Regions from separate parts of the Homo sapiens genome. Here region 2 is linked to region 1. Evidence: read pairs that join two places in POLR2A ChIA-PET (ENCODE). Cell type or tissue: CD4-positive, alpha-beta T cell. All regions are shown on one strand. Links, peaks and the distances in the headings refer to the core of each region. The heading gives the core; the rest is flanking DNA. Region 1 overlaps MAML2 (mastermind like transcriptional coactivator 2). Region 2 overlaps CCDC82 (coiled-coil domain containing 82).

Region 1 (15,641 bases), core at 4,429-12,428:
TCGTTTTGTAAGGTTATAAATGCAATAACTAAAGAAATGTATGATTAAATTTTCTGGCACCATTTTAAGTAGACAAAACATGCAGTTAAGCTTTTCAGAAAAACTAGTAAATTTTACAGTACAGTAAACCAGTGATGTTTCTAATATACCAAACAGGATTCAATTGATTTGGAACCTATTCTTGTGTTATTTAAAATGACTTCCTCAATTTACAATTTTTTGTCCCTATGTCTCTATACGTGGATCCGGACTTGTTAGACCATTTGTTCTATTTTTTTTTTTCCAGAAAAGATCACTATTTATGTTATCGCCCAGTACAAAATCACCCACATATCTATTTTATGACATTTCAAATATAACAGAAACACTGAAGCATGCACAGAGGCCCCAGATCTAAATGAAAAGACCTAATGAGAAGAAAGTGGGAATTTAAGTGAAAATTGCACGGTAGCACACTTCTGTGAGTACAAATGTGCTGCAATTCGTTAAAGCTGAGGCCTTCTTTTTGGAGACCAAAGTGCCATTTCAATGCTACTACTCCCTGGGAGAAAATTAGGGTTCTTTGGCAATAAAATCACCTCTTTAAAATCACTGCCAAGTTTTAGTTTATTAGATGGTAGTCTTGTGGCTGAGATCTAAGAGTTCTTCCTTTTAATACTGTAACAAAGCAGTAGCTCAATGGATAATATAATTCTGTTTTTTTAAAAACATAACTTGTTTTTCATGAGGCCAGTCTAAAGAAGCATTCTTCCATGTCATAGAAAGAGAGACTGAGAACTCAAGAGGTTTAGTGATCTCTGGGTCTGATGAGAAAGTGGACCTAGAACGAGCTTTCTTAATCCCCAAGTTATTCTGGCTCTGAAATATAAACAGACACATACATGAAAGAAAGCAAAATGAAGGGCAGCTGTGCTCCTGTGTATCTGATGATCGGGAACAATAATTGTTTGTTCTATGATTTCTCCTTAAGGAACTTCTCTGCAGGTTGTCGAATTCCCAAGAAAATATTCACATAAGGGATTCATTTAGAAATCCTGTGAATTTGTCTTAAGCAAAATGACAGTTATTCTTTTGATTACCAGAAGTAGTCTGCTTGGATTATTCTTCCCCTCTGGCTTTTCTGGATGCAGAGATGGTGCAATTTCAACAGTTGGGTGAAGGACAGAAGTTCACATGACAGTGTGTGCATCTGAAGGTGACTGAATGCTGTTTGAAATGAGCTGGAGGCAGGAAAGCCATGCAATGCAGGTTCCTTTTTCTGAACAATGTCTCAGGAGAGGAAAATATAAAGGTGAAAATAAATTTGAGAAGATAAATACGGTTCCCTGTTAAGTGCATCAATTGTTAAAATAGAGAGAAACCAGAAATCAGAATTGCTTCCTTGGAATATAGGTGCCTACTACCAGCCCATTTTTGACATCAGAATGTCATGACATGAATAAAGAGCAGAAGATCCACAAATCCTACAAGACAGGCCACTTTCCTCCTAGATAAAAGGCATAACAACCCGTAATTCAGAATTTCAAAAGTAATTTTTTCAGATAAGAAATTTCCATTTCAAACAAAACTTTCCTTTTTCCTTTTCTTTCCTCCTTTTTCTTCTTCCCTTCTTCTTTTCCTTTTTTTTTAATATCTTAATTTTTCTTTCTGTTAGGGGAAAGTATCTTAAATTTATCCTGCTTACTCTTAATACACCTCATAGATATACATTCCAAGTAAGGTGAATCAGATGTTTAACGTGAAAGCTTTGTTCAGCATAGACATTTCACTGAATATAAACCACATAGCAAAATGCGAAACTATCATACTATGAGAGACGAGTTCCACTTTAAGCATTATTTATAGAAAAAAGTGCATATTTTAAAGAAAAAATGATGATTTTAATCATCTTAAAACATTCTACCACTTTAGTAGTCTTTTCTGATAAATTTAATCAATTAAGATAAAATAAGTTGAAAGGGAAGGTTGGAGTATGGTACTTTTTTTTTGCCTTGGTTTGTGTTACATGGAGTGACTCAAAGGAAACAGAAAATTACTACAACTGTGATGTGGCATTTATAATAAGTGCCTCAACCTCATATTGCCCAGACATTAGGAGATTTAACTGGTAATGCCAGTGAGATGATGTAGTATTTCCTGTACTGTTTTAACTTCTCAATAAGCATGTAGACACTGCAGTGAAGTGCAGGTAAAAAGTTCACAGCTGGAGGGGGTGTATAGGAAGTGCTCTGCAAAGCTATAAGCTTACATAGGCATCCAGCTGGAAATAACCTTGTAACAGTGGAGGAGGGAAATACACATGGTAATGATTTACAATTTACAGAATGTGGATTTTAGGGGCTACAATAAGGGTGGCAGAGTTTTCTCTCAAAGGGATTCTGAAATATGGAGTGGTGGAAGGAAGGGAAATGTAGAATCCAGTTAACAAAGCTGGGAGCACTTTAAGAGTATGCCTGCTAATTTTACCTCTTAGACAGGATATCCAGGAGGCAGCGCCCCTTCCCACCAGCAGCTCTCCTTATCCAAAGGGTGCCCAGTCCATTTTTAACATCTGTTTCAAATGTCACATCACAGAGATGTGGTCACTCCCTTTTTAAAAATTTCACCTAGAATTTTGTACCTAAGAACATTTTTTGTTCCTGAGCCTTCTTTAACTGTGACCCCTTCAACTTCTGCCGCCATGAGATTATATTGTTTCGATGACAAGGGACTGTGTCTTACTCATCTCTATTATACTGAAGCCAAATATGATTATGTTGCCAACCCCCCAACCTAATAACAGCTTTTTCAATGGCTTCCCATTGATTTTAGGATAAAACCCAAAACAAACTCTTTAGTATGGCTTATACTCATACAAAGTCTTTTATGATTTGGTGCCCGTCTCAGTCCACCCCTCTGTCCACCTCTCTGGCACTTTGGTGATTTTTCTTTCCCAGTACATTCCTGCTGTCTCACTTCTTGGCCTTGCACGCATTGCTCCTTGGCCTGGGACATGCTGTACACCTATCTCCACCTCTGTTGCTGACTCTGTCCTCAGGGTTCACAATCTTCTGTAGGGGCCCCTTCCTTAACCTCAGAGTTATGCATCTGCACACTCTTTTATGCTTCTCCCTCTCATAACTTGTTCTTTGTTTTATTACTCACTCAGTATTGGTTTTCCCAGCTAGACTGCAGGTTCTGAGAAGTTAGGGGCTGTCTCTGCCTTTTTAGCACTGTACCCACAGTGCCTGGGGCATGTAGCTTGAATGCATGGTTCTACTATATAAGAACTCAATAAATTTTATTTTTTGATTAAGTGAATGATTAATAACCACCATGGACTGAGTAGTAACTATGTATCGATGAGCATGTTAAATACTTTATACACATTATGTTACAAAATCATCACAGTAGTCCCATTATTACCCATAATATGTAATATTACTCCTATTTATAGAAAAGAGGCAATCAAATCTTAGAGAGGTTGCTAATTGCCCAGGATACCTAGCTCCAAATGAGCTGAGGGATGCTTACTCCAAAGCCTATGGCTTTTTATGGAGCTATATTGTTTCTCAAATAACTACCCAATAAATGCTCATTAAAAACAAAACAAAACAAAAAAGTGTAAAAACTTGTGACTATATCAGCTTCTTCCAGTTTGAGAATCTCTCTGTTATTGCATTTGATTTGCAAATTTAGTCTAAATATTCTTTTTTGCCTGTTGATACGATGTCTGCAGGACTAGAGTTCAACCAAGGGCCTCAGTTCTGTTCAGATGCTCCCTGTGTGATTAGAAGTGAGATGAGTTCATGTCTGTAAAATAAGCCAAGAATGGCCAGGACATCTTTTACCTAAGATTTCCAAGCCTCCTGATTGGCTGGCTGTAGGATGTTGTTGTACAGTGCCTTCTAACTCTATTTTCCTGAAGATACATGATTCAGTGTAATGCCAGGTTAGTACCAAGGCTCCTAAGCACGGCAATATTTACCCTACAAATTACGAAAAATATAAAATTAGGTCACAGCACAGCACCTCAATATAAGAAAATTCCCAACCAGCAGGGTGATTCAGTAATGAACCATCTGTGTTCCTGGATGGATCATCTGTGTTCCTGGGCAGATGGATGGAAGCAAAAGCTAGGTGGCCATTGGTCAAGTCCGCTCTAGAAAATAATAAGTTCACTGGTCATGTCTCCTCTAGAAAATATTCATTAGACAAGAGGACTTCTAATGTTCCCTCAGATTCTCTAAGAAGGAACATTTGATAAAACATTTATGTAAGTTATTCTGATAGTTTGTCCGAATGTGGAAAAATAGTTGTATATGTATATATGAAGAGCCCAAACTTTGGATTCAGATGTTACTAAGTTCAAGTCCTTACTCTGACCTTATAGCTATGCATCTTTGGCAAATCTTTGGGGATCTTTCCACCTCAGTATTCTTTTCTACGAATAATAAAGTTCACTATTATATTTGTAGAGGGCAATATATTCAGACTGTGGACTATACCAAGTGCATGATTTTGTGTAAGTTAATTAACCCACATGCACTTCAGTGTGTCATAAAATGTGGAGGGTAACAGTATCTTCTTCAAAATAGCGTGTGAGGGTGAAAGGAACTAACAATGTAAAGTGCTTAGAACAGTGCCTAGCACAAAATAAATCTTCAATTGGTTTTAATTATTAATGTTAACATAATCTTGGAAACAACTGATTTTTTCTCGCTTTTCATATAGAAGTTTTATATTTTATAAACTTGATCATTGTCATTTTGCTTGAACTCTAAGTGTAGAATAAAAGTTAGAAGTTTAAAAGTGATTAGAATTCATGCCATAAACCAAGAAGCCAACATCTCAACAAAGTACTGTGTTCTTAAAAAACTAGAAGGAATGTTTTTGTGTCAAAGTGGACAGAAAATAGCTTTTCCCCAGAACCTAAAGTATCTGAACAAAATTGATCTTTAAGAAAACAATTTGGGAAATGTTCTGAATATATCTGATAGATTTTAAAATGCTTAATTACATTTTAAAAAGCTTCAAGAAAAGTTGCTATGAAAATTGCCCTCGTTTTATCAAATATTTATTCCAAAGCAAATATAAAAAAATAGAGAGAAGTTCTTGTAATATACCCAGGATAGCAATTGTTAGTTTCCATGGCATATCAGGGCAAAGTATGTGATTTTAAAAAAATATCTCCTGTGTCAGTCCTGGTATACAGCACTCTCTCCCTTTCTCTCTCTAGTGCACATGCGTGCGTGCATGCACACACACACACACACACACACACACAGGAAAGAAAATAGAGCAAAGAACCCTGGTTTAGCTGTTAGCTTCCCAAAGTTATTTGGATAACAACTTAGAGAATCTAGCAAGAAGAATCATGATTCATTCCATAAATCTCTCTAGTATTCATAAAGGATGATCCAGGTCTTGTCTGATTCTGGGAGTTGCCATTTATTGTGACCTTTTTATATGCCAGGAACTACAGTAACTGCTTGTCATAAGTGGTATTACTTAATCCTTATAACAATCATGTGTGGTGGGTATTATTCTCATTTTACAGTGATGGAACACAGAGAATTTAGGTACCTTGATGACGGTCACACAGCTAGGAATTGACAAAGCCAGGATTTGAACCAGAGCCCATCTGACTACAAAGCTGAGGCTGTCAGTTGCTGCTCTGTGCTGCCTTGCACTGGGAGAACATGGCAGAGCTGGTGCTGCTGGGATAGGGCAGGCTCCCAGCATTCCACCTGCTCTTGTGCTGGGCCCAGGCGCAATAGGAAACTGGTTAGGTTGGGCTTTGATCCACACATTCTCCTGCATCGAATCCCCCTTTTCTCCCCAATCTCTTCTAAAGAAAGACTGAAAACTCGCTCCAAGAAAAGTGTCAATGACTGCTAATCACCTAATTACCCCTCTTATGGCTCTGGAGCTCAACAAGCAGCCACACCAGTGGTCCTTCAGGAATCTTTTCCACAGGGTGTAGGAAGAGGTATCTTGTTTTCCTTAAGCCCAAGGCTGGCCCTTCCTATCACTGCCTAGTCCTTGCTGATCTAAGCATCAGTGCTGAAGGGTCCTGTCACCAATAGTGCCAATGAGTCTGTAAATAGTGTCATCGTGTTAAATGACTCACTGGGGCTGGCACACACTGACATTCTGAGGGCACAAGGCAGAGCCCCATCTTTGTCCAGGGGAGGACAGAAGCTCCTGAAGCGGGAGAAGATCAAGGTCTCCATCCTCAAAGGACCCTCTGCCCACTGTGGCTCAATGTGTGTGGGAGAAGGGACACAGAGGATGAATAAAATTATATAGGTGGACTGGACAACACACACTTGGCCTTGAGCTACCTATATTTAGACACTTACTCTATATTGATGTTGAATCTAATGATGTTTCCTTGGATAAGAGTTTAGACCTAAAGTGAGACCAGAGTCCATTGAATCCCATAGGAATGAATTATAATAAAGAGTAGGATGAAAAGTCTTTTATTTTTCAGCAAATATTAATTAAACATTTATTATGTGCCAGAAACCCTTTGAGGTGCTAGGAATATGACAGTGAACAAAACTAGGAAGGCTGCAGCTTTCATGGTGCTTAACTTCTAGTGAAGACAGACAGATACTAACAAAAACACAAGTAAATAGAACAGAATGTCCAAAGGTGATAAAGGCTATGGAGACAAATAAACCCAGGTAAAAAGAAGAGAGGTGCAGGGGGAAAGGAAAGAGCAAAGACTCTGAGATGGGCTTGTACTTGGTGCATTCTGGGAAGGCAGGAGCGGCTGGAGGATAGAGAAATAGAGAGAGCGGAGGGAGCTGTGGTAGGAGCAGTGGGCAGTGTGTGTGCACACGCATGCATGATGTGGTAGGCAGATCTTGTAGGGCCTGTGAGGACTTTGCCTTTCACACCTAGTGAGATGGGAAACCAGTGGAGGGTTCTGAGTGGGGAGGAGACATCACAGAACACATAGCCAGAGTCCCTTGTGACATATCACAAACAACACCTAACATGCCTTCCCAAACCAAAACACTAGCCTTGCCCTTCAGAACTGTTTCTTCTGCTGGTAGCTACCATTTGCATGCATTTTTCTCAAGCCATAGCATCTCCAGAATCAATGTTCATCTGTCCAGTGTAGCCTGACACTCTTTTAAAAACAACTCTTCAAGACACGGACTGCCTTTCAAAATGCCTTCTTCCGCCAACAGAGCACACATTTAGAGAAGTAACAAAGGCCATTTCTATCCAAGCAAACGTGTTTCTTGCAGCCAACAGCATAGCCTTATAACAGTAATGTTTCTATTTCAGAGAGTAAATCTATCATCTCAGTAACAACCCTTTAAAACACAAAGTTATCACATGATCTTCTTACTCTATGCAGGATAAGTCAAGACCCAACAAATGAAACACTTCTCCTGGAAATTATATCCCATTTGGTTTTTTTTTTAAATCATCTTTTAAACCTGTCATTGGTAAACCAGATTTAGAACATTAGAACTGCTGCAAAGATTTGTTATGAGAAATCTACTGAGGGTCTATTGAGTTATTTGAATATGATATTTCACATTAATATGGACATTAAAACAGAGACATGACAACGCATATCCGTGACTGCCTCTCTTGCTCTAATTTTCATTTCAAACCCATATTACTTATACATTCCCAAAGAACAACTTCAAATATTATATTTTGCAAGCTTGTGTTTTCAAATTGCTGATTTAAAGGTCTTCTTGACCTTTGTACAGAATTCTAACATTTTTTTCCTGCTTTGTTGGCCTGAGGGTGGTGATAGAATCAAACATGTTTATAAATAGGGCCAAATAAATTGAAAATTTTTTCCTGAGAGAGAGAGTTTTATGAAGAAAATACCTGCCCAAGTTCGTTTTTTAAAAATCCCTCACCCACTGACATTTCTGGTTCAACAAGTTTTCTTCTTAATGTAGTTAAATGTCAACAAAAGTGTTACTGCTTAATTATCTGAGTATCCTGAGTCATAATAATGCATATATCACTTCACTTAGGAAATGTCTTTTCTCAATTAAATTAGCTGTTTTCACTAGAATCCTTAGTCAGCCAATGGAAAAAATAATTTTCCCCCTTATGACTTTCTCTACTACAATAATTGACCTGGGTTCGTTGTCTTTGATATTACAGAAGAAAGTCTGACTTTTCAAATACAGAGGTAAAGTAAGTCTATGAACCTATGAACTTCACTTTTGGTACTTCCCCTAGAACAGCAGTTCTCAGCTCTGATGCACAGTAGAATTTCCTGGGGGAGCTTACTTCACACACACACACACACACACACACACACACACACACACAGAGGGAGGGAGGGAGAGAGAGAGAGAGAGGCCCAACCTGAAGAGACTCTGACTTAATTGGTCTTGGGTAAGCCTGGGCATTTTTTAAAAGTACGTATTTTAGCACTTTGGGAGGCCAAGGTGAGCGGATCATGAGGTCAGGAGATCGAGACCATCCTGGCTAACACGGTGAAACCCCGTGTCAACTAAAAATACAAAAAAAATTAGCTGGGCATGGTGGCAGGCACCTGTAGTCCCAGCTACTCAGGAGGCTGAGGCAGGAGAATGGCGTGAACTCAGGAGGCAGAGCTTGCAGTGAGCTGAGATGGCGCCATTGCACTCCAGCCTGGGCGACAGAGCAAGACTCCTTCTCAAAAAAAAAAAAAAAGAAGGTATGTATTTTAGCTTGAGAACTATAGATAAAAAAGAAGCGATAATTTTTCCTTCCTTCTTCCCTCCTTTTTTTTTTTTTTTTTTTTTTTAAAGAGACAGTCTTCCTCTTCCATCTAGGCTGGAGTGTGGTGGTGTGATCATAGCTCACTGCGGTCTCAAACTCCTGGGTTTATGTGATCCTCCTGTCTCAGCTTCATGAGTAGCTAGGACTACAGGCTACAGGCATGTGCCACCAGCCCAGCTAGTTTTTAATTTTTTTGTAGAGATGGGGTCTCACTATGCTGTGCAGGCTGGTCTGTAACTTCTGGCCTCAGGCAATTTTCCCACCATGGTCTCCCAAAGTGTTGGCATTACAAGGGTGAGCCACTGAGTCTGGCCTATTTTCTTCCTTTCCCTCCCTCCCTCCCTTCCTCCCTTCCTCTCTTTCTTTTCTCTTTCTTTGTCTTTATCCTTCTTTCTTTTCTTCTCCTTTTTCTTCCTTTGTTTTCACCTATAGTGACTATTTGAAGCATTTCTATTTTTTAATTAAGATAAACAAAATTGGCTGGGCGAGGTGGCTCACGCCTGTAATCCCAAAACTTTGGGAAGCCGAGGTGGGCAGATCATTTCGGCCCAGAAGTTTGAGACCAGCCTGGGCAACATGGTAAAACCCCATCTCTACAAAAAAAGTACACAAAAATTAGCCGGGCGTGGCACATGCCTGTAGTCTCTCAGCCACTGGAGAGGCTGAGGTGGGAGGATCACTAGAGCCCAGGAGGTTGAGACGGCAGTGAGTCGCCATAATGCCAGTGCACTCCAGCTTGGGTGAGAGAATGAGTCCCTATCTCAAAAATAAATGAATAAATAATAAAATTCATATAAATAATAATGTAACTTTAGAAGATCTAATTACAGGCAGGGCGCAGTGGCTCACACCTGTAATCCCAGCACTTTGGGAGGCCGAGGCGGGCGGATCACAAGGTCAAGAGATGGAGACCATCCTGGCCAAGATGGTGAAACCCCGTCTCTACTAAAAATACAAAAATTAGCTGGGTGTGGTGGTGCGTGCCTGTAATCCCAGCTACTTAGGAGGCTGAGGCAGGAGGAATCACTTGAACCTGAGAGGCGGAGGTTGCAGTGAGCCAAGATCACGCCACTGTACTCCAGCCTGGTGACAGAGTGAGACTCTGTCTCAAAAATAAATAAATAAATAAATAAATAAGGAGGCCAAGGCAGGTGGATCACGAGGTCAGGAGATCGAGACCATCCTGGCTAACACAGTGAAACCCCGTCTCTACTAAAAATACAAAAAATTAGCCGGCGTGGTGGCGGGCGCCTGTAGTCCCAGCTACTCGGGAGGCTGAGGCAGGAGAATGGCGTGAACCCGGAAGGCAGAGCTTGCAGTGAGCTGAGATGGCGCCACTGCACTCCAGCCTGGGCGACACAGCGAGACTCCGTTTCAATAAAAATAAAAATAATAAATAAATAAATAAGGCATAACAAAAACAGGGCTGAAACATGCCCCTTGTTCACCACATTGCAGGTGAAGAGAAGGAGAGAAGAGCTGCAGCCCCTTAGGGAGCCCAGACCTGGGAGCTTCCCAAGCCAGGGCTGGGACTCCCTCTTTGGGGTCCTGCGGTGCCTGTCATCTCCAAGCTTCTGGGCACCACTGTGTTCCCTGGTGCTAGCCAGGGAAGCTGCTTGCAGTGCCTCTGGTCCAGCTGCAGCCTTGCAGAGAGCTGGTACCTGTGTAGGCACCTGGAGCTGCCCACCCCACTGGCGTGTCTGCCTGCACAGTTGCCAGACCCCGTGCTCGTTCACACACCCTTTTCTGCTCCATGCGACTTGCCCTTGGCAAGTGTGGGATCCAGGTCGGTAGTGTGAGCTGAGCACAGCCTGCTGAGTGGGCGGAACAAGCCCAGTGGGCCGAACAAAACTCAGGCAAAAGTGCCACTGGCCAGAGGTTTCAGGCCTGAAAGGCCACACCTCAAGGATCCTGTAACACAACTATGGGATGCACACAGCTATGTGTTCAGTGCAGGCAGCAAATAAATCTCATTTTAATCTCATGGGTACTAACTACAAAAGGTCTTTGACTTTTTCCTATTGTGTATCTCTGTCTTCACTGGTTAATTTGTTGTTACTTCAGCATCTCTTGTGTAGCTGAGATTTGAATACACCTGCCAGGTGGAAATAGATGAGCCTTCCCTCTAGATATTTACATGAAAGCTAAGGGGCCTTCTGAGTGGAGAAGGTGGGTAGAGGCTTAAGCTGTATTCCTAATTTATTTTCAGTTATTTAGGCATATATGCAGAATGGGACAAGAGTCAAAAGGAAACCAAGTTTTCAGGAGGGACTGGAGCTTCCCGAGGAAATAAAACTATGAAGAACTGTAGAGTCTGGTATAAACAGGGTGCTTCAGCTATAAGACCACAGAGTCAAAGGGCAGTGATTTTGCCAGCATGGCACTGGCACCTGGAACCGTCCTGAACCAGCCATCCTGGCTGTATGTGACCTAGCAAAGGAAAGAGCTGTGTGGAAAATGAAAGAGATGTCACACTAAACTTGGAATTATTTTGAAATCCACAGCCCATGGAGACGTGTAGCTCCAGGCAGTATTGGCCAGTCGGCCCACAGTGTAGCCTGGAGTGGCAGCTGCTAGTATTCAGCAGTTGCTCCTATTTAGGAGAGCTTGTCAAACTCTTGTTTTGGACTCCCAAATACCTGGGGTATAGTTGAGGGTTAGGAGTAACTTTGAACAGGATTGGAATTCTCAAATGAGAAGGTGCAGTAGAAAGGTTGTAACCTGTGAGAATCTGGTCTTGATGTTCTGTAACCTCATGGACTGGTAGACTGAAAAGACTCATGGATATTTAGGTGCACTGGAATTTATTTTTAAATTCTCCAGTCACCAAATCTCATCTCCATCTTTATTACTCCAAAGGCCTTCTTTTCTTTTTCCTCCCCAGTCCATCCTGCATATACCTAACATAGAGGGATACATTAAAACAGGTCAACACAACATATTGCCACTGGCCATTTTGAAGATTGGCTGTCTTTGTAGAAAAATCACCCCTTAAGGCAGACTTCTCTAATTGCACTGCTGGATTGTTAGAGATGAGTCCGTCTTCAGTTATCTTGATTGTTGAGCCAAATATACCATAAATCCTCAAAATGTATATTGTATTTTTTTTAAAGTTAGGTGGGGCGTAAGATTTTACAGGATGTAGAAATGTACTTAATTAGTTCAGCCTTGAAATAATTATTCTTTAAAAAACTGAAAATTTCAAGTAGCTATAGAATATCTCTAATTCCTCTCTGGCTACCATTATTTCCAACATGCAGTGTTCTTACATAGCCCACTTGCCAAAAAAAAAGCTCTTGTTATAAGGTTAAGGCCACATTTCTGTGTAGTTAAAACTTTGCTTCAGGGTATGTCCTGACTGCATATAGGTTAATGGAGCACTGCATGTTTCTTATACAATATTACCTGCATACTTGCTAATACTCGAATTCTAGAGATTCACTGGGGGATACAAATGGATCCAGCATTGATCTTGAAATCAGAAGTTCACAGTTCTAATCAGGTTTCTGAGTAGTGAATGAACTTAGAGAGAAGCTATTAAATTTCTCTTACATATATAAAAAGGGAATAATGATTTTACTAGAAACGTCTCTAAGATTCACACCACCTCTGATATTCTGAACCTAAATTTGAGTATTTACATAGTTTACATAAAGTAAGCTCTTTTGCATCAACGGACAGGGTGGCATGCAGGTAAGGAAGAAAAGGAAGAAGACGGAGTCCCCTCAACTTGAAAGAGCTCGCTGTCAAGGAGAAGGCCACTTACTGAAAGACCTACCTCATTTTAAGGACGGATTGATTACAAAGTGAACCCTGGATGGGACCAGAGATCCAACCTCATGCCAAAAGGACTGTGTGTCTAAAGCAATGACGCCAAAGCCGGCCTCTTACCCTGCTCTGCCAAAGGAAACAAGAAGGCAAATCCGCAAGTCTCCCAACATGATAAACTCCATTTGTCACCCGCTTACATGTGCCTCCAAGACTAAACTTGTCTCATGGTGGCTCCATTTCAGTTAAGTACTTTTAGACCTCAGTCCAAACCCCTTCTCTTAGGATTTGGCTCAAACTATTGATAATCATAAATTTCCATATTTATATTTCCAATCTGTGAGGACTTAAAAAAACTATTATGGAAACCAAGTACAATCTTAGGGAACAGACTGTGTATTTAATTTACACAATGAAACTTGGGCTGTAGCATTAATACTGTAACAATACTGAATAATTTAACTGAAGTGTATTACATTCTTTGTGCTGTAAATCTTTTACTTGTGAGTTTTGTGCAAAATCACCAATTTAGCCTTGCATAAAAGCTTTTGTTTGGCATTTACAGTCTCCTGTCCCTTGGACACCTCCTCCATTTAAAAAAATTAGAATTCCTTGTTGCAGATTCATTTCTTTTCTTTTCTTTTTTTTTTTTTTTTTTTGAGACAGTCTCGCTGTGTTGCCCAGGCTGGAGTGCAGTGGTGCTATCTCAGCTCACTGCAAGCTCCACCTCTCGGATTCACACCATTCTCCTGCCTCAGCCTCCCAAGTAGCTGGGACTACAGGCGCCCGCCACCATGCCTGGCTAATTTTTTGTATATTTAGTAGAGACGGGGTTTCACTGTGTTAGCCAGGATGGTCTCGATCTCTTGACCTCATGATCCACCTGCCTCTGCCTCCCAAAGTGCTGGGATTACAGGTGTGAGCCAATTAAAGGAGTCATGGCAGCTGAAGACAATGACGATTTAATGGAGTGAAGCCGATCTACTATCTTGGGTGGAAAGAGTATGATGTGGTTGGCAGTGCCTTCCACATTCCAGTTAGCCGAGTGCTGTAAAATATTAACACCAACACTGTAATAAAGTAGAAGGTGATACGGCTCTGGTTGGCTATTTATTTACTTATTTGGTAAGTTCCAGTATTGTGCTTAGAATGTACAGGTAAAAGGATCTGTGTAGATTGTGCAGGCTAATGGTGTTCTGTGGACGTGTGTTCATTTCTGAATAAGTTTTTGTTTGCTAAAGGAACTGAAAAAAATAAGATTCATGCAAGGGATTTACCAAACCGTTAAATTTATTCACTTTTCAAGGACCATCGCTTACTCTGAGGTTATGTTCGTCTCAATGCTTTCAGGCTAAAAAATATTTTTTTTCATGAAAGATGGTAATAGTAGGCAGTAGTTTTGATTTTTAATGTACTTACACAGAAAAATGAAATATAGCAAATCCATGTCCGCTTCCATACTATAAGATGTAAAAGTCTGAGGACCACTCAACTGACTATCCATTTCATTGTATTTTTAGGGAAACTGAGGCAGAGTGGCTAACTGCTTGCATGCAGTCACCCAGCTAGTCAGTTCCACTGATGCCGTGTGGCTTTCGATAAGCTCAGATTCTCAAAATACAGCAGGTGTGTGAAGGACAGTATATGCTGTACCTAACAAGTTCAAAGAGTTACCCAGAAACTATTGTCATGTTGTTTTCTGTTTATCAAACTCTTATTTGCAGTCTTTTTGGTCACATGAGAGTTTCATCAGATATCTGCAAGATGTAATTTCTCTCCCAAAACCCCAAGGAAATGCTATCAAAAGATTCATGTCTTCAATAGATTCTATTCTTGGAGAGGTTAATATGGAGGAAAGATCCATGGTCAGTCCACATTTTGTGCAGATGACGATGGCGGCGCAAAGCCACCTGAAGTCATTCACCTTTGCAACTGCATTTGGATTCTATATTGTCTGCATCAGGCATGGAGACGCCCACCGGCTGCTGTGAGAGGAATAAAAGGAGTACTGACAAACGTCATCATACAAAAAAGGTTTCAAATCATTTTTGACACCAGAATAAAAGTTAGATTCCTGTGTCTGTCTGAGATTTCGAGTTATCTTTCTAAATGGCTCTCTAATCGCATCAGCAAACCCTCAGGGAAGAGCCTTCACTTCCTTTCTGTTGTCTGTTAAGCCAAGCACACCCAGAGTGGTCAATAAATAATACTGTGGGAGTACTGGAGGGCAGGGAGTGGTGTTGCATATTTTGCTTTTGATTTTTCCTCTGGAAAAAAAGATGAATTAAGTGACAGAGTGGCAAAAGGAGTAGGCAACAAAGAAACATAGCCGGAAACTTGAGCGTGACTCTTAATTTCACTCTTTTTAGAGCTTTAATGCAAATCCAATTATGTATTTGCTTTCAGTTCTGAAGGTGAGAAATTCGAGGTTAGACATCACAAAGCTAATACATAGATTCCCTAGAGAGGATATTGATAATATTTCATGTTTTCCTCCTGACATAATATTCCCCCAAGTGAAATCCATTGCCTATTATTATTGATACTGTGCTATCCTGGTAGCAAACTTGAAATGTAAGGAAATAGGATTCTGTTCATTATTTCTTACCAGTAAAATTAATGAATCAGAGAAGAAGCTAATGTAGGTCTGTTTTATCACTAAGGTGCTCAGAAGTTCAACCTTCCTTTTGTTCTCCTTTAGAGAAGCTGTACTTACAAGCATTGCAAAGTCTGACAAATTGTATGGTGTCTATTATTATCTGTCTGTCTCCTTCCCAGACAGGGCAGGGATTCTATCTTCTCTATTTTCATACCCTCCAAGACCTAACACAAGCCAATAATATTCCATCAACCATCGAACACATATTTAAGTGCCTACAGAGTGCTAGGGAGTGTGCTGGGTGCTGGGGACTGAAAGAGGGAAGACAGATAATTCTGGAAGGTATAATGTAAAAGAAGAGAAGAGCTGAGCTAGGGGAAGTCGGGTGGGGGTGGATTTGTCTGAGTGGCTTCCCAAAGGAAGTGATGTTTAAGGGGAAACCTGACTGATGAATAGGAGTTTCCCCAAGTTCTCTTTTTCTTTGTCTTTTCAGGTTACTGGAAAAGCTAGTGAGGTTTGTGGCTGGTATCATACTGTT
Region 2 (15,641 bases), core at 2,997-10,996, 290 kb after region 1:
AAAAAGGGGCAAGGGAAAAAGTTGAAAAGGAGGGGAAAAAGAAGAGAAGCGTTTAAGGAAGGCAAGGGATATCTAATTATAATTTTAAATTATTATGTATATGACAATATTTATCAGTGCATTTAAAATTTACATACAACTGTCACTTGTAACAGTTTTACACACAGTATTTACAGTATGAATGGGCATCTGATACTTCTATTGACATGCTTTCTTTACTACCTGGTGTTTATGCATCCACCAGCCAATCCCAACAATACTATCTTCAACTTCCCAGGAAGTCCCATCATCATATACACTTTCTTCTTAATGAACAAATATTCGTTAGAATTTTGCCAGTGTCATATTAGAGTATGTTATTGAACTCTTCTTTAGAATAAGACATGCATTATTATGTTTATTAAATATTTTGGTTTTATTATAATTTTCCTATTATCTATTCTTTTCTTATACTCAAGTTGCTCCTACACCCCTTTAGTATCATTACATTAAAAACGGATCACCCTAGTTCAACCTTTAGAAGGAAGAACAAAAAGAATGAAGTCAGTCTAGTTGGCATGTCTTTGGGAAGACATGCTGAGACATCCTGAGATAATTAAAGTAAAATGGCTGAAGAAGCAGGTAAGGGAAAAAGTAAGGTGTGGAATACAAGCTGGAGGCAGAAAGACAGGAACAAATAGTACGTGTAAGGCAACAAAAGGGGTTGACATAAATGGGAAATATGAGCGGAAAGTGCCATGGAGACGGCATTCAAGTAACACTGAGCCCCAGGCATTCTAAAGGGTTAGAGTAACTGTGACTACCAGACTGTAGCTAAAGGCAGCACACATCACAAAGTACATGCAGTGCTATCACTCAAAGGCACACAGTGAGAGGGACAGACAGAGTGAGGATGGGAAATGTCAGAGCACGTGACAAATTTTGAAATTTCATTACAGCACAAAAAGCTGCAAATGGGTTTATATTGGCTATAAACCTCTGTGGTTTCTAGGAAATCTTTTGAGAAAACCTAGGAACAAATTTTTTAAGTGGAGAAATCTCAAAAAAATGAAGGTCTTTGGTATTTTCATGGGGAAAAAAATGTGTATACTGTCCTAGACATGCACAATCTTGAAATACCTTCAATGCCTAATGCTAAATGTTATTCTTTATGTATAACATGACACTTGGCTTTCTTGAAAAGAAAGCCTAAGCTCCTTTCTTTTCCTAAGAAAAGAATGCCAAGTGTTATGCATAAAGAATAACGTCTTTAAAATTCCAGGTCCCTTCTGGTGTCCTAAACCTTGTTAAGCTTTTTCTAGGATACATGATTTGGAAATGCTTTTTTCTTCAAGAAGTTTAAAGTTCTTCCCCATATATGATACTATTATATAACATATACAGTATATGCACAGTGATTTTTCTATACCTAGTATCTAATTCTTTATAACTGTGCTATCCCAATAGGTTTTGCAGTTCCACTAGAGGGTTGGCAACACTTAAAGGCATCAATAAAAGCACTTAAGAATTTAATGTTGTCTAGGAAAATGAAGACGGGAAGTTATTGAATAAGTGCTCTCTCCTAAAGCAAATGAAAAAGTACGGATAAGCAGGGAGAAGCATTTGGAGTAGGAGAAGTAGAAGCAAAGTAAAAGACAAAAAGCTGAAAAGAATAAAATGAGAGAAAGACTTAAGGATCAAGATGTGGGGGGCAGGCAAGATCACTGGGTGGTGGTTTGTGGTGGGAGAAAAATTGTCAAAGGGAAACCAGTGATGATGTCATTATCTAGACTGGGAGACCTCCACTAAATATGACATGTGCTAAAAAAGTTTCTGTTTTGTTTTCTTTCCATCTGCCTAAGCTCTCTTGCCTTATTTTTTATATTCCTCTTTTACAAATTTCCCTATGATATAGTCCAGGCAATGGATCTCAAGTTAGGCTTTTTTCTTTTCTTTAAAAGATTAAATGTTGATAAGAGTTGCCTGAAAATCTACTATTTGTTCTCTCTTATACATTCATGTAACTAGACTTGTTTTAGAAGACTGCAGTCGTATTAGCATTCTTTCCATATACCATAAACAATTCTAAAAGCTCTGTGAGCAGACCAGAGCTTGTAAGCTGCCAGCAGATCTTCGGGAATCCAGTGCACTCTTCAAAACCCCCACTTTACTCCTGTTATCAAATTTAGTGATCAATAGGATATGGGGGAATCAAAATCAGTGCTGTGGTCTGAAACCTCTGCATTCCCCTCGATCTTCAGTTACAGTGCTCACTGCTCAGTCCCATGTCCTCAAGAAGAGGATGTGGGTGTATTAGAACTGGCAGCCGAGATCCTTTCCTCAGACTGGCACCAGGTGCTTCTTCACTCTCAGGTCACAAGAACTGTTCTAAAGAATAGGAAGCAGACAAGCAGAGGTGAGTCCTATACTCTGTCAAAAAAAAAAAAAAAAATCAGGGGACTTAATATATATGTAAGCAATACATACATAAAAGCGAAAGGACAGAGGTCCTTCAATAAAGGACAGTGTTAATGCTTATTAAAATTTATCTGATGGGCTGAGTGAATCCTTAGAACATCAGGGCATCTATTCAGAAGGACAATGATAAGCATGAAAGGAATGAGCGGAAGAAGAGAAAATACAAACGACAGAAGAAAGAGATTCTCTTAAATTTCACTATCTTTTAATCATTTGTTTCCTTTTGCTGATCATAATTAGCCTTCAGAATCTACATGATAAGATTCTCATATATTCACCTTACCTCCTTAATCCAGCCATTTTCTTTTGACCGCCTGAAAATTCTTTCCACTGTTTCTTTAACTTGTTCATCTTCAACTTCTTCTGTCATTGCAATGGTGCAACATTCCTGGTATAGTTTGAATTTAAAATGTTTCAGTTTATGATAAATTCTGGTACGGCTGGCACAAATTCTGCCAACAGTGAACACCTAAATCAAGAAATAAAGATTGTTATCTGACAACGAATATATATCCTTTCTGGTTTTTGGATTTTCTTTAGTAGTAGAATCAAAATGCATTATTAACTTCCAGTGTTTACACAATGATTCCTTTACCTTCTCTTACTTATACAACTAGTCAAACACTGAGCACCTGTGAGGTTTCAAACATTGGGCTAGGCACTAGAGATATATAAATAAAATACCTATTACCGGTATTAGGGAGCTTACAGTTTTGAGAGAAAGACAAATGGTTACAAAACAACATGAAAAATGGTATGTCCAAGATGCTATGTCCAAAATGCTAGTGAAGAGGGGCACTTAGCCCAATCCAGATAGAACAAAAGTCCCCAAGCAAATCAAGCTTGAACTAAGTCTTGAAAACACAAGAGTTTGCCAAGTTCGGGGGAAAAAAGAGAAATGGCTTTAATGAAAGGCAGAAGGATGGGCAAAGTAAAAAAAAAAAAAAAAAAAAAAAGCATGAAAAGTATGATAAGTCCATATTTATGAAGTTAAAAATGACTGGATTATAATATTTTTCTAGCTATAAGCAACATGTAAAACTGAAACAAACTCTTACACCAAAATTAAGTATTGGCAGTTTTTTACTAGATACTTTTCTTTTCCCCCCCCAAAAAAAATGATCTAAAGTAAAAAAATAAATCTGTGTTTAGGCATACTGATTGCTTTACTTAAGGTGTTATATGTGAATAAGACATTAATATTTTGCTGTCAGCCAGCTATAAGAATTTTAATTCCTACGTTTATATGGACTTCTATAATTCTATGATTAAGAACTCTTTTTATGAAATCAAATAACCAGAACCTTTCTCTTTCAGAATGTTTTGAATGTTTAAAATTTGTTATACAAAACTACAGCTAAAATAGGAAGACAGTCTGACTGCACTGACCAAATTATTTATATATATTTAATATATATTAATATATATTAAATATAGATATTTAAAATATTTACATATTAAAATATTTATTTAAATATATATATATATATTTTTTTTGTTTTTTTTTTCCTGAGATGGAGTTTCGCTTTTTCACCCAGGCTGGAGTGCAGTGGTGCAAGCTTGGCTCACTGCAACCTCTACATTCCGGTTTCCCTGCCTCAGCCTCCCAAGTAGCTGGGATTACAGGTGCCTGTCACCACACGCAGCTAATTTTTTTTTTTTGTATTTTTAGTAGAGACGGGATTTCACCATGTTGGCCATGGTCTCGAACTCCTGACCTCGTGATCTGCCCACCTCGGCCTCCCAAAGTGCTGGGATTATAGGTGTGAGCCACCACGCCCAGCCAATATATTTTTACCTACATCATTTTACCCACTGTAGAAAATGCATCAGAAAGGGCTCCAAACATTATGATATGGTCAATCTTACTCTCATGGAGTAGTAACCTAAGGAAAGAGTAAACTTCCTGCTGACTTAAGTATTTGTGTCTGTACCTAAGTTCACTAATGGGTTATGCTTTCATGAGTACTAGTTTTAATATTTATCTATGCAACTTGTGTTCTGTCTGACAGAAAAATACACTTGTTTCCTGAGGCCACACTGCAAGGAAACATACAAGTGATGATAGACAAAGCAGGAGTATGTTTCCAAAAATGAATAGAAGTTATATCACAATGATTGGCAACAATCAGGTTTGATGTGTTTTCTTGTGAAAACTGTATTTTGGACATTTTGCAACCCTTCTTCAAATCTCCAAAAGTTTAAGAAAAGCATGTTCAGATTTTTGTTCATGGCTCCGTAAAAACCTTCCTGCTTTTCAGATCATTAGAAGTAAACAGGTATTATTGTACATGGCTTATTAAAATTAACTTTTCCAATTCAACCTTATCATCAAAGCAGTCCTGGTAGTAATGACATTTCAGCAATTCACTTGCTAATACTTCCAACTTTGTGTAAAAAGACAACACAAAAGTTGCCGTGACTATAAGGGTACCCTGTGTGTCTCCATTTCTGCCATCAAAGTAGACTGTGTGGGAGAACTCAGCTATAGCTGTTCTACATGAAGTATAGGCATACGATAAAGTGATTTGTATTTCTTTCACATTTATTCTGTATTTCCACAAAACAAGAGGAATTTATCTGTATAGCATTTTTAAGTTGAAACAAGAGGGAAGGAGAGGTGTTTAAAAATCCTAATTTTTTTTCCTGTATGAAAAACAAGTATCCTTTGAAAATATTTAACATTATGGTTTACTTCTTTCCATTTCTAATTCCTACCCCTCTTGGCATCTACTTATCATCATATAGATCTATAAATCAAAAATTACCTTAAAATGTTCTTGTATTTTTTCCCAAAATATGATCACATTTTATATGGAAGAACCTATATGGAAGGGCATCACTGCTGTAAAATTTCACAGAAAACAGTAGATGCAAAGGATAGGTGTAATACTCCAAGTGAACTTAACCCCTCACTCATTCCTGTTTTTAGTGTATTGTTACAGCCCATTGTATTTCTTTATCATATGAATTGAAGTATACAGTACAATACAGCTTACACTGTAGGAATCAATTTGTATAAAATACTAAAACAGGTAACATTAATCTCTGGTGTTAGAATGATTTCTTTAAATGTCCAGAAAAATATATTTAGAACAACTGTAATTATCTAGTTCAATTTCTGTACATTAAGGAAACTATTCTAACAAGAAAATTAGTATAAAAAATACCAGAGAAAAATAGGTGCTGTGGTGAGTGTTCACAAAGCAAATAAAGAAGATGACACATAAATGATGACTGGCCCACTATGCACGGTTAAGCACAGTTATCTGACCTGATAAATATGAGACTGAGTCAGTTCAGTTATCAGTATGAACCAAGTGATCGCACATATGTAAAAATTGGAAATGGAGCTAAAAATTGTCACTGAATTTTGCTAAAGCAGAAGAAAGAATCTCATTTCTAATTTAACAGCTATATCACATGGAGTGTAAATTAAATCTAGATAACAAACTGAGGCAAGGAAATATAATGAAACATGTACCAGGCAGACTTGGTAATATTTAGCTAACTGTAGGTAGCTTTTTGAAGTATTTCTCTAAGCTCTTATTTATAGGCAGAGGAGCCAGCTCCTTATGGAAGTTAAAGTATGAAGAACAAAGAAAAAGGATTCTCAAGGAAACAGTAAGTCTGGGGAAAAGTTTGTTTTCTGTTTCTGGGTCTTCAGAAACAGATAGTACAATACCAATCCAAAGGGTTCTATTTGCCCTTGTTTGGTTTTTTGTTTGTTTTTTGTACAGACATATTATACAATGCCATTTGCCTCAAAAATTATTGCTTCTTCCCACCAAATCCTAAGCATCTTAAGGAGTCTGGATAGACTCTGGGCAAAACTAAACATATATCCAAGATTGTTTTTAGTTCTCCCAAACTACCTTTCAGATTTCACAACTCTCTTTCATCCAGGTAATTTCCTTCTCATCTATGTCCTTAAACTTTATCACAATCTGGTGGTCCAAGGCCTCTCGTCTCAGTACCCTATCAATACTGCTGTAACCAAAATTACTCTTCCCCCACTGATTCCACTTTCCATCAAGGCATCCTTTCTTTCAAAGAAGCTAAAGAAAGGAGAAAAGTTTTCTTATGAAACAAATTTGCTGTTAAGTGAATTCCTTAAAAGTATTATTTGCACCCTCAAAAAGAACCCTAGTTAATGTCTCAATTTTATGTAACTGCAAGCAGCAACACAAAATAAAGAATTAGTCTTCAAAATAACTTGAAGATGGGTGTGGGGTTAAGCACAATTTCTTTTTCTTTTCTTTTTTTTTTTTTTGAGATGGAGTCTCGCTGTCGCCCAGGCTGGAGTGCAGTGGCGCGATCTCGGATCACTGCAGGCTCTGCCCGCCGGGGTTCACGCCATTCTCCTGCCTCGAGTAGCTGGGACTACAGGTGCCCGCCACCTCTCTCGGCTAATTTTTTGTATTTTTAGTAGAGACGGGGTTTCACGTGTTAGCCAGGATGGTCTCGATCTCCTGACCTCGTGATCCGCCTGCCTCGGCCTCCCAAAGTGCTGGGATTACAGGCGTGAGCCACCGTGCCCGGCCAAGCACAATCTTTTTAATGCTCTGGATCATAACTAGGTTTATTTTCTCTCCCTTTCTTTCCTTCTTTACATATATGCATTTACATTGTATTGAAGTAGGATGTAAGATAAATTTTTGTAAGTCATTCTTCACTTTAAAGAAAAAATTACTGAAAAAACAATTTCTCTTTAAAAAATTTAATCACACTCTCTTAACATACCCAATAACTAACTTAACGTTTACATATAGTTATATACGCATACACACATTTTTATATAGATGCCTAGACAGTGCAAATACTAATTGTTATCATACTTTCAAACTAGCATTATTTTTCAACTTCATGATTATACCATTTGCTCTTTACTGAACTGCTTTGCAAAAGATAAACTTATAGACATTGAGTATGTATATAGCTTTGTGACTCTAGCTCTAAAAATCTAGTATTTTTAAAAGATACGTATCACCCCTTTTTTCCTCTAGGAATCTTACTTTCCATGAACTTACTAGTTTCAGTGCAACCTTGATAGCATTGCATTTTATCATTTGATTTGAGAATACTTTGCCACTTTAAGAATTACCAACTGGCATCTTAAGGTAGTTTTAATTATATACCCTTACATGCAGAATAAGCATTTTCCCATATATTTGTTAACTTTTATAGTTTTCTCTTACGTGACTGGCAATATTGATGTTCTTTGCTTTTAGTTCATGCTTTCAGTTTATTGTTTTTTTAAATATTTGAATAACTATTTTATATAGAATCTTTACTGCTTCACAGGAATGTCAGAGCTCTAGAAGTGATTTTCTTACTCCACTTTCCTCTTCAGAATTAGCTATAGACAGCAAAGACCATGAAGGTACAGCAATGTATTTGATATACATAACAGAACATGGTCCCTAATGTACGAAATCACTTTTGCTAGGATTCCAGATATCTTATGTCATAAAAAGTCATAGATCAGTTTTTAAACAATGGGGAAATTTGCATATGACTATTAAATATACATATATATTCATATTTTTATAGTAACATATCAAACAAAACATTACAGACCAATTCTGAATTCATTATCCCCATAAAAACCTTCTAAGTCATTCTTGCAACCCAGATCTCTCAGAGGGATCTGGTCAACTACTGCTCGATAATACTGAGAAATCACTATCCAGTTTAATAGAAGAATTTAGATAAATATTATATTTCCATCTTAATAATTGACTGGGAGGATTCAGAGACAACTTTGGGTCTCTACCTCTCTAAATATACACCTCCTCCATGGATATGTAGACTTACCAGAAAAAGCGCTCAGTATTTCTTGCATTTATAAATATAATTTTCACATTTGTAAATGCAGCAATCTTATAAAGTAAGATTGAAAAAATAAATAGAAGTTGTCAGCATCTGTGCTTTTTATCATTTCACATTATACTGCTATGCTCTTGTCTAAAAAACACTTACTCTTCAGTTTTTTCTATTCATACAGAATTAATAGCATCTTAACTATGTGGTGATTGCTCTAGACTCTGACATACTTCTAACAGAGTCTAGTTGAAGCACAGTGTTTTTTGAATTCTCTCCTATTAGATGAACAGCTATCTTCCATTATTTACTTGTGGGTTGCCAATTTGGTGGATTATATGCTAAAAATGTTTCCACTTGGGTCAAATTTTCCTTAGGATACTTAGGATTATTTATGAAATAAAAATTTCTAAATACTGAAAATTAAGATTAGAGGGAAGAAAATACCTGTTTATCATGTGACATGAAATTATCTATTTGCATGGTCCTGGTGTTATACAACTCTCCTGATAAATGCACTGAATATTTACAGTAGCGATGCAGTCCACAAGCCTGGCAGGAACAGTTTTCAGGATTCTTCAAATGAATACTTACATTAGAATAATTTTCTACTCGCTCCTGAAAACAAAAAATATAAAAAAAAGTTTAAAAGATAAAGAATAAAAATAAAAGTAAGAATCTAACCAATTAAAACATCTTAGGGATTACAATACAAAGAGATATAAGAGCAAAACACCCTGGCATTTCTTACTTTAATACTGAGCACATAGTAGGTATTTTACAAGATATGTTTAAATAAAAAAATTTATAATCTTGGCTATTGCATGAAAATAAACCAGACTAGGAAAAAGCTAGTTTCATATCTCTTACACTTCTGCGGTTGCTACTTCTTTTCCATTTCTCATCTCTAGTTAGTGTTAATGAGGTATTAGTTAAAAATAGGAGCAGCAAAAATGTAGGATGATATAAGAAAAATAATTCCAAGTAGGCTAGTTAAAACTTGAGAAAAAAAATCACATTCACTTTCCATTATATGAATTATATATTTGCCACAAAAATATTCCAGAAATAATTCAATCCTCCTATGATAACTTACTACAGTCCTGGGGAAAAAACAAGTTGGCACTAGGACTGCCACGTGTCTGGTATTCATATGGACAGTTTAATAGCTCAGTTATCAATGAGTAAACAAACTGAGAAAACACTTGGCATTCATAAATAAGCTTCATTATTAAGCTATGAAGTTACTTGTGCCTGAGTATTTCTGCTTATGTTCTAGGCCTGTGCTAGATACTACTATTCTAATTGGTAGTGTAGATTAGGTTTTAATACAATATTTGAACTGCACACAGTGAGCATATTAGCATGGTTACTAAACCACATTCATATCTTCTACCAGACGGATGGTAATTAAGTATCCAATATACTGACAGTTTACTTTTTATATTATATGATTGAAAACTACATTTTCTGGTGGTCAACTTTTCATATTTCTCATACTTCATGGCACTTTATGACATGTATTACTTACAGGCTGAAATTCAGACTGAATAGATAACTAACCACCTTCCTTTCCTGCTTCTGCTATACCCCATGGAAGCACATGTTAAGATGAAACCTTTATCGACCTCTATCAGCTCAGTTCCCTGAGTGACTACAGTCAGCAGAGCACCCCTGATGACTAACACTGGATATATAAGTGAAAATAAACTTTGTTGGGTTAAGCCATTGGGATTTTATTGTTGGTTTATTTTGTTTGTTAGTTATATTCTTTATCTTTTGAAGCATAACCCAGCTTATCCTAATTAAGATCTTACTGAATCATCTGTGTCTCAGTTTTTCAGCTAATACTTTTTGGTATCTTACAGTTATTATCCCAACATCAGATTATCCAAATTCAGTATCACCCACCACAATATGGTAAAACCTAATATGGCATACAGGCATGGGTTTTGGAGTCTGAGACTCTGGGTTTAATACCAGCCTGTCTAATTATTAGCAGTGGAACCTTATGTTACTTTATTTTTCTGAGACAGTTTCCTCATCTCTAAAAGAGGGGAAATAATAGTGCCCTCCAGCTGGCCACAGTGGCGCGTGCCTGTAGCCCCAGAAACTCAGGAGGCTGAGGTGGGAGGATCTCGAGCCCAGAAGTTCAAGTTCAGCCTGGGCCACAGAACGAGACCCCTCTATTCCCTCCAAAAATAGTGTCTTCCTCATGGGGTTACTTTGAAGATAAAAAAAATTTTAGTTTACATGTAGATTACTTGGCTAAAGTTAAATAATCTATAAATACAGTACAGGTATACCTCAGAGAAACTGCAGATTTGGTTCCAGATCACCAAAATAAAGTAAATATATCAATAACGTGTCACACAAATTTTGTGGTTTCCTAGTACACATAAAAGTTATGTTTACACTGTACTGTAGTCTATTAAGCATGCAACAGAATTATGTCTAAAATGTATGTAATTTAAACTACATTTAATTAAAAAGTACTTTAGGTCTAAAAAATGCTAACAATCATCTGAACCTCCAGTGAATAGGCATCTTTTTGCTGATAGAGGGTCTTGCCTCAATAGGATGGCTACTGACTGATAAGGGGCTAGTTGCTGAAGGCTGGGGTAGCTGTGGCAATTTCTTAAAACAAGACAATAAAGTTTGTTGCATCCATTCTTAAGACAACAATAAAGTTTGTTGCATCCACTGACTCTTCCTTTCATGAAAGATTTCTCTGTAGCATGCAATGCTGTTTGATTGTATATTTGATTGTATGTTATACAGAATAGAACTTATTTCAAAATTGGAGTCAATCCTCTCAAACCCTGACACTGCTTTAACAACCATATTTTAAATCCACTGTTGTCATTTCAACAATGTTTGTAGTATCTTTCCTTTCCTAGGAGTAGTTTCCATCTCAAGAAACCACGTTCTTTGCTTATCCGTAAGAAGCAACTCCTCATCCATTCAATTTTTATCATGAGATTGCAGCAATCCAGTCACATCTTTAAGTTTCACTTCTACTTCTAGTTCTCTTGCTATTTCAACCATATCTGTAGTTACTTCCTCCACTGAGGTCTTGAACCCCTTCAAGTCATCCAGGAGGGTTGGAATCAAATTCTTTCAATTTAATTGTTAATGTTGATATTTTTACCTTCTCTCATGAATCATAAATGTCCTTGATGGCATCTAGAATGGTGAATACTTTCCAGAAGGTTTTTAATTTACTTTGCCTAGATACATCAGAAGAATCACTGTCTATGGCTGCTACAATCTTATGAAATGTATTTCTTTTTTTTTTTTTTTTTTTGAGACAGGGTCTTGCTGTGTCACCCAGACTGAGTGCAGTGGTGTGATTTCGGCTCACTGCAACCTCTGCCTCCCAGGTTCAAGCGATTCTCCTGTTTCAGCCTCCCCAGTAGCTGGAATTACAGGTGTGCACCATAATGCCTGGCTAATTTTTGTATGTTTAGTAGATACGGGGTTTCACCATGTTGGCCAGTCTGGTCTCAAACTCCTGACCTCAGGTGATCCACCACCTCGGCCACCCAAAATGCTGGGATTACAGGCCTGAGCCACCACACCTGGCCTGGAATTTATTTCCTAAATAATAAAACTTGAAAGTCAAAATTACTCCTTGATCCATAGGCTGCAGAATGGATGTGCTGGGAGGTATTAAAATGATATTAATCTCCTTGTAAATCTCCATCAGAATTCTTGGGTGACCCGGTGCACTGTCAATGAGGAATAATATTTTGAAAAGAATCTTTTTTTTTCTGAGTAGTAGGTCTTAACAGTGGTCCAAAAATATTCAGTAAACTATGCTATAAACAGATGTGCTATCATTCAGGTTTTGTTGTTCCATTTATAGAGCACAAACAGAGTCAGTTTAGCATAATTCTCAAAGGACCCTTGGATTCTAGGAATGGTAAATGAGCACTGGCTTCAACTTAGGTCACCAGCTGCATTAGCCCCTAACAAGAGAGTCAGCCTGTCCTTTGGAGCTTTGAAGCCAGGCATTTACTTCTTTTTAGCTATAAAAGTCCTAGATGGTAGGCTGGGTGCAGTGGCTCACGTCCGTAATCCCAGCACTTTGGGAGGCTGAGGCAGGCGGATCATGAGGTCAGGAGATCGAGACCATCCTGGATAAGATGGCGAAACCCCGTCTCTACTAAAAATACAAAAAATCAGCCAGGCGTGGTGGCAGGCGCCTGTAGTCCCAGCTCCTCAGGAGGCTGAGGCAGGAGAATGGCGTGAACCCAGAAGGCGGAGCTTGCAGTGAGCCGAGATTGCGCCACTGCACTCCAACCTGGGCGATGGAGAGAGACTCCGTCTCAAAAAAAAAAAAAGGCATCTTCTTCTAACAAAAGACCATTTTGTCTACTCTGAAAAAATCTGTTGTTTACTTTCATCAGTTATCTTAGCTAGTTTTTCTGGACAACTTGCTGCAGCTTCTCCATTAGCACTTGCTGCTTCACCTTTGCACTTTTACGTTATGGAGATGGCTTCTTTCTTTAAACCTCATAAATTGAACCAACCTCTGCTATCTCCAAACTTTTCTTCTGAAGCTTCCTCACCTCACTGAGCATTCATGGAATTGAAGAGTTACGGCCTTGCTCTGGATTAGTCTTTAGCTTACACGAATGTTGTAGCTAGTTTGATCTTCAATCCATACCACTAAAACATTCTCCATGTCAGCAATAAGGCTGTTTCAATCATTTATGTATTATTTTTAATTTCCTTCAAGAACTTTCCTTTGCATTCACAACTTGACTAACTGTCTGGCACAAGAGCAAGAGGCTTACATTTCAGCCTATCTGAACTTTTGACATGCTTTCCTCAAAAAGCTTAATCATTTCTCACTTTAGATTTAAAGTGAGAGACCTGCAACTCTTCCTTTCACTTGAACGATCAGAGGCCATTTTAGGGTTATTAATTGACCTAATTTCATTACCGTTGTGTCTTAAGGAATAAGGATGCCTGAGGAGAGGAAGAGAGATGGGAAAACAGCCAGTTGGTGGAGCAGTCAGCACACACATTTGTAAATTAAGTTCACTATTATATGGGCATGGTTTCTGTCACCCTCAAACAATTATAATAGTAACATCAAAGATCACTGACCACAGATCACCATAAAAGATGTAATAATAATGAAAAAGTTTGAAATACTGCAATAATTACCAAAATGTGACAGAGATGAATAAGCATATGGTGTTAGAAAAATGGTGCCAACAGACTTGCTCCATGCAGTTGCCAAAAACTTTCAATCTCAAAAAAATACATTATCTGCAAAGTGCAATAAAGTGGAATGCAACAAAACGAGGTATGCTTATATATGCTATTTTTCTATTAAACAGTATTTATGCCATGTTCTAAAAGCTGTGCCTGTACTTTATCTTCAAAGAAAATAAGTATATACAGTATTTCATTTCACAATAGGTAAATATTTTCCACCTATGAAGAAGAAATGGGTTCAGAGAGGTTAAATTTATCAAAAGTCAAAAACTCAATAGCCCTAAACTCAAGCCATCCTCCAACTTGAAGTCTTTTAAACTCTTTCTGTAATCCTACACTGTCTTATAAACCTAATCTATGGCTAATTTATCACCATATAATTCAACAAGGCTGAAAAGCCTTGGATGAAACCAAATCTCTTGGCATAAATGAGGTACAAGAACTAATGATTTAAGTGCTAAAAGGATTTTAAATAACTTAAACTTCAATTATCTTTTTATTTTTCCTCTTCCTAATCATTAGAATATAGAATGTTAGAAGTAACAGGGAGAAAACCCTTACAAATCATATAGTACATCCTCTGCTATTAAAGATCATAAAATAGATAACTGGTACATGAAACAAAATGTGGCAAATCTTATAAATTAAAAAGATAAATTATAAATTCTTCAAATTGGTAGAATTAAGCAATCTTAAAGCAAAGAAAGATGCCAAACACTATCTAGACCAGTGTTTCCCAAACAATGTGTTATGGAAATCAAGCAGGTAACAGGTGTTACCTGTTTACATAAACAGAGCTTCACAGAGTAAAACACAAATTTAGGAAATACTGCATTCCATACCACCCTTTGAATATTTATAACATAAATTCACATATAATGCTTGGGAAAAGTCTTCCAGTAAAGAAACCAGCTTACAACCCCTGATTCTCAAATTTCTTTGACCATGGAACTCTCTTTTCTGACATAACAACACCGTGTGAGACAATCTTCTCATTTTAAAAGATGGGCTAAGCCCTGGAGATGTTCTGAAGTTATTCATCATTTGGAACCACTTAATTATTGGATAGATATAGTTAATGTGAAGGATTAAAACAATAATAACTTTTAGAAGATGTGAGAAATAATAAGCTGATTATTTAACAAAGACATGCCAATATTTTAGAAGATTATTCAGTCTGGATTTTAAAATCCTGAGAGGTTTGCTGCCCCCAACCCCCAAGCAGAGATTCAAAAACAAACTGTGTACCTTATATTGCTCTTTCCAACGACTTCTAGATACCAAGCTCTCTAGACGAGGCTGAACAAAGCGGTTATCCAAATAATGAAGAGATGTTAGCATATCTTTTGCATATGATTTTTGCCTTGTGCCATCTGTTCAGGGGATAAACAACAAAAAAAATCATTTTGTTAATTAGAAATATTTAAACTATTTAATACTTAAAAATTTCTTCCCAACTTGGTTGGAAGCATTTTAAATTAGGAAAAAAAATATTTAAAAAATCATTCCATCAGAACATTAAGGAAAAACAGGGTAGGCCGGGCACGGTGCCTCATGCCTGTAATCCCAGCACTTTGGGAGGCCGAGGTGGGTGCATTACGAGGTCAGGAGATCGAGACCATCCTGGCTAACACGGTGAAACCCCATCTCTACTAAAAATACAAAAAATTAGCCAGGCGTGGTAGCGGGCACCTGTAGTCCCAGCTACTCGGGAGGCTGAGGCAGGAGAATGGTGTGAACCCGGGAGGGGGAGCTTATAGTGAGCTGAGATCGCACCACTGTACTCCAGCCTGGGTGATAGAGTGAGACTCCGTCTCAAAAAGTTCCCTTTGTAAGCATCAAGCTTTAACATTACTTTCTGATAACAAAAAAAGTCAGATGAAAAAGCTTATCAAATTATCTTTTATTCTCTTATACAAAACTGACATGAATTAGCCCCTGAATTCCAGATAAAGTTCAAACTTCTGAATAGGCTTTCAAGGCCGTCTACAATTGACTCCATTCTACTGATCCCATGGTAACTCCTTGTGTCAACAAATCAGAATACTCTTTTCTAGCTAGGCGTTTTCCTCATTCTTCTTTAGCATGCTACACTCATTACTGCCTTTCTGATTTGGCTCATAGTATAT

The links. Peaks named below come from ENCODE experiments on the same cell type or tissue, not always from the same donor. Only the 100,000 strongest peaks of a DNase experiment are listed, where the experiment ranks them.
Region 2: POLR2A ChIA-PET joins it to region 1 with 6 read pairs; 5 of 35 experiments call an interaction of 5 or more read pairs at or near these places.

Annotation. Positions count from the first base shown.
Region 1 is chr11:96,060,178-96,075,818 of GRCh38, forward strand. All of the region lies in intron 2 of MAML2 (mastermind like transcriptional coactivator 2), which reads right to left. Among named protein-coding and RNA genes, the nearest start is that of MTMR2, 140 kb to the left of the region's middle. In CD4-positive, alpha-beta T cell, for the core only: no CTCF peak of the experiment used is centred there; a DNase peak (open chromatin) is centred at 8,244.
Region 2 is chr11:96,356,253-96,371,893 of GRCh38, forward strand. It overlaps CCDC82 (coiled-coil domain containing 82), which reads right to left. Exons shown (of 10, transcript NM_024725.4): 7 at 14,761-14,885; 8 at 8,728-8,898; 9 at 2,741-2,926. Among named protein-coding and RNA genes, the nearest start is that of MAML2, 21 kb to the left of the region's middle. In CD4-positive, alpha-beta T cell, for the core only: no CTCF peak of the experiment used is centred there; no DNase peak of the experiment used is centred there.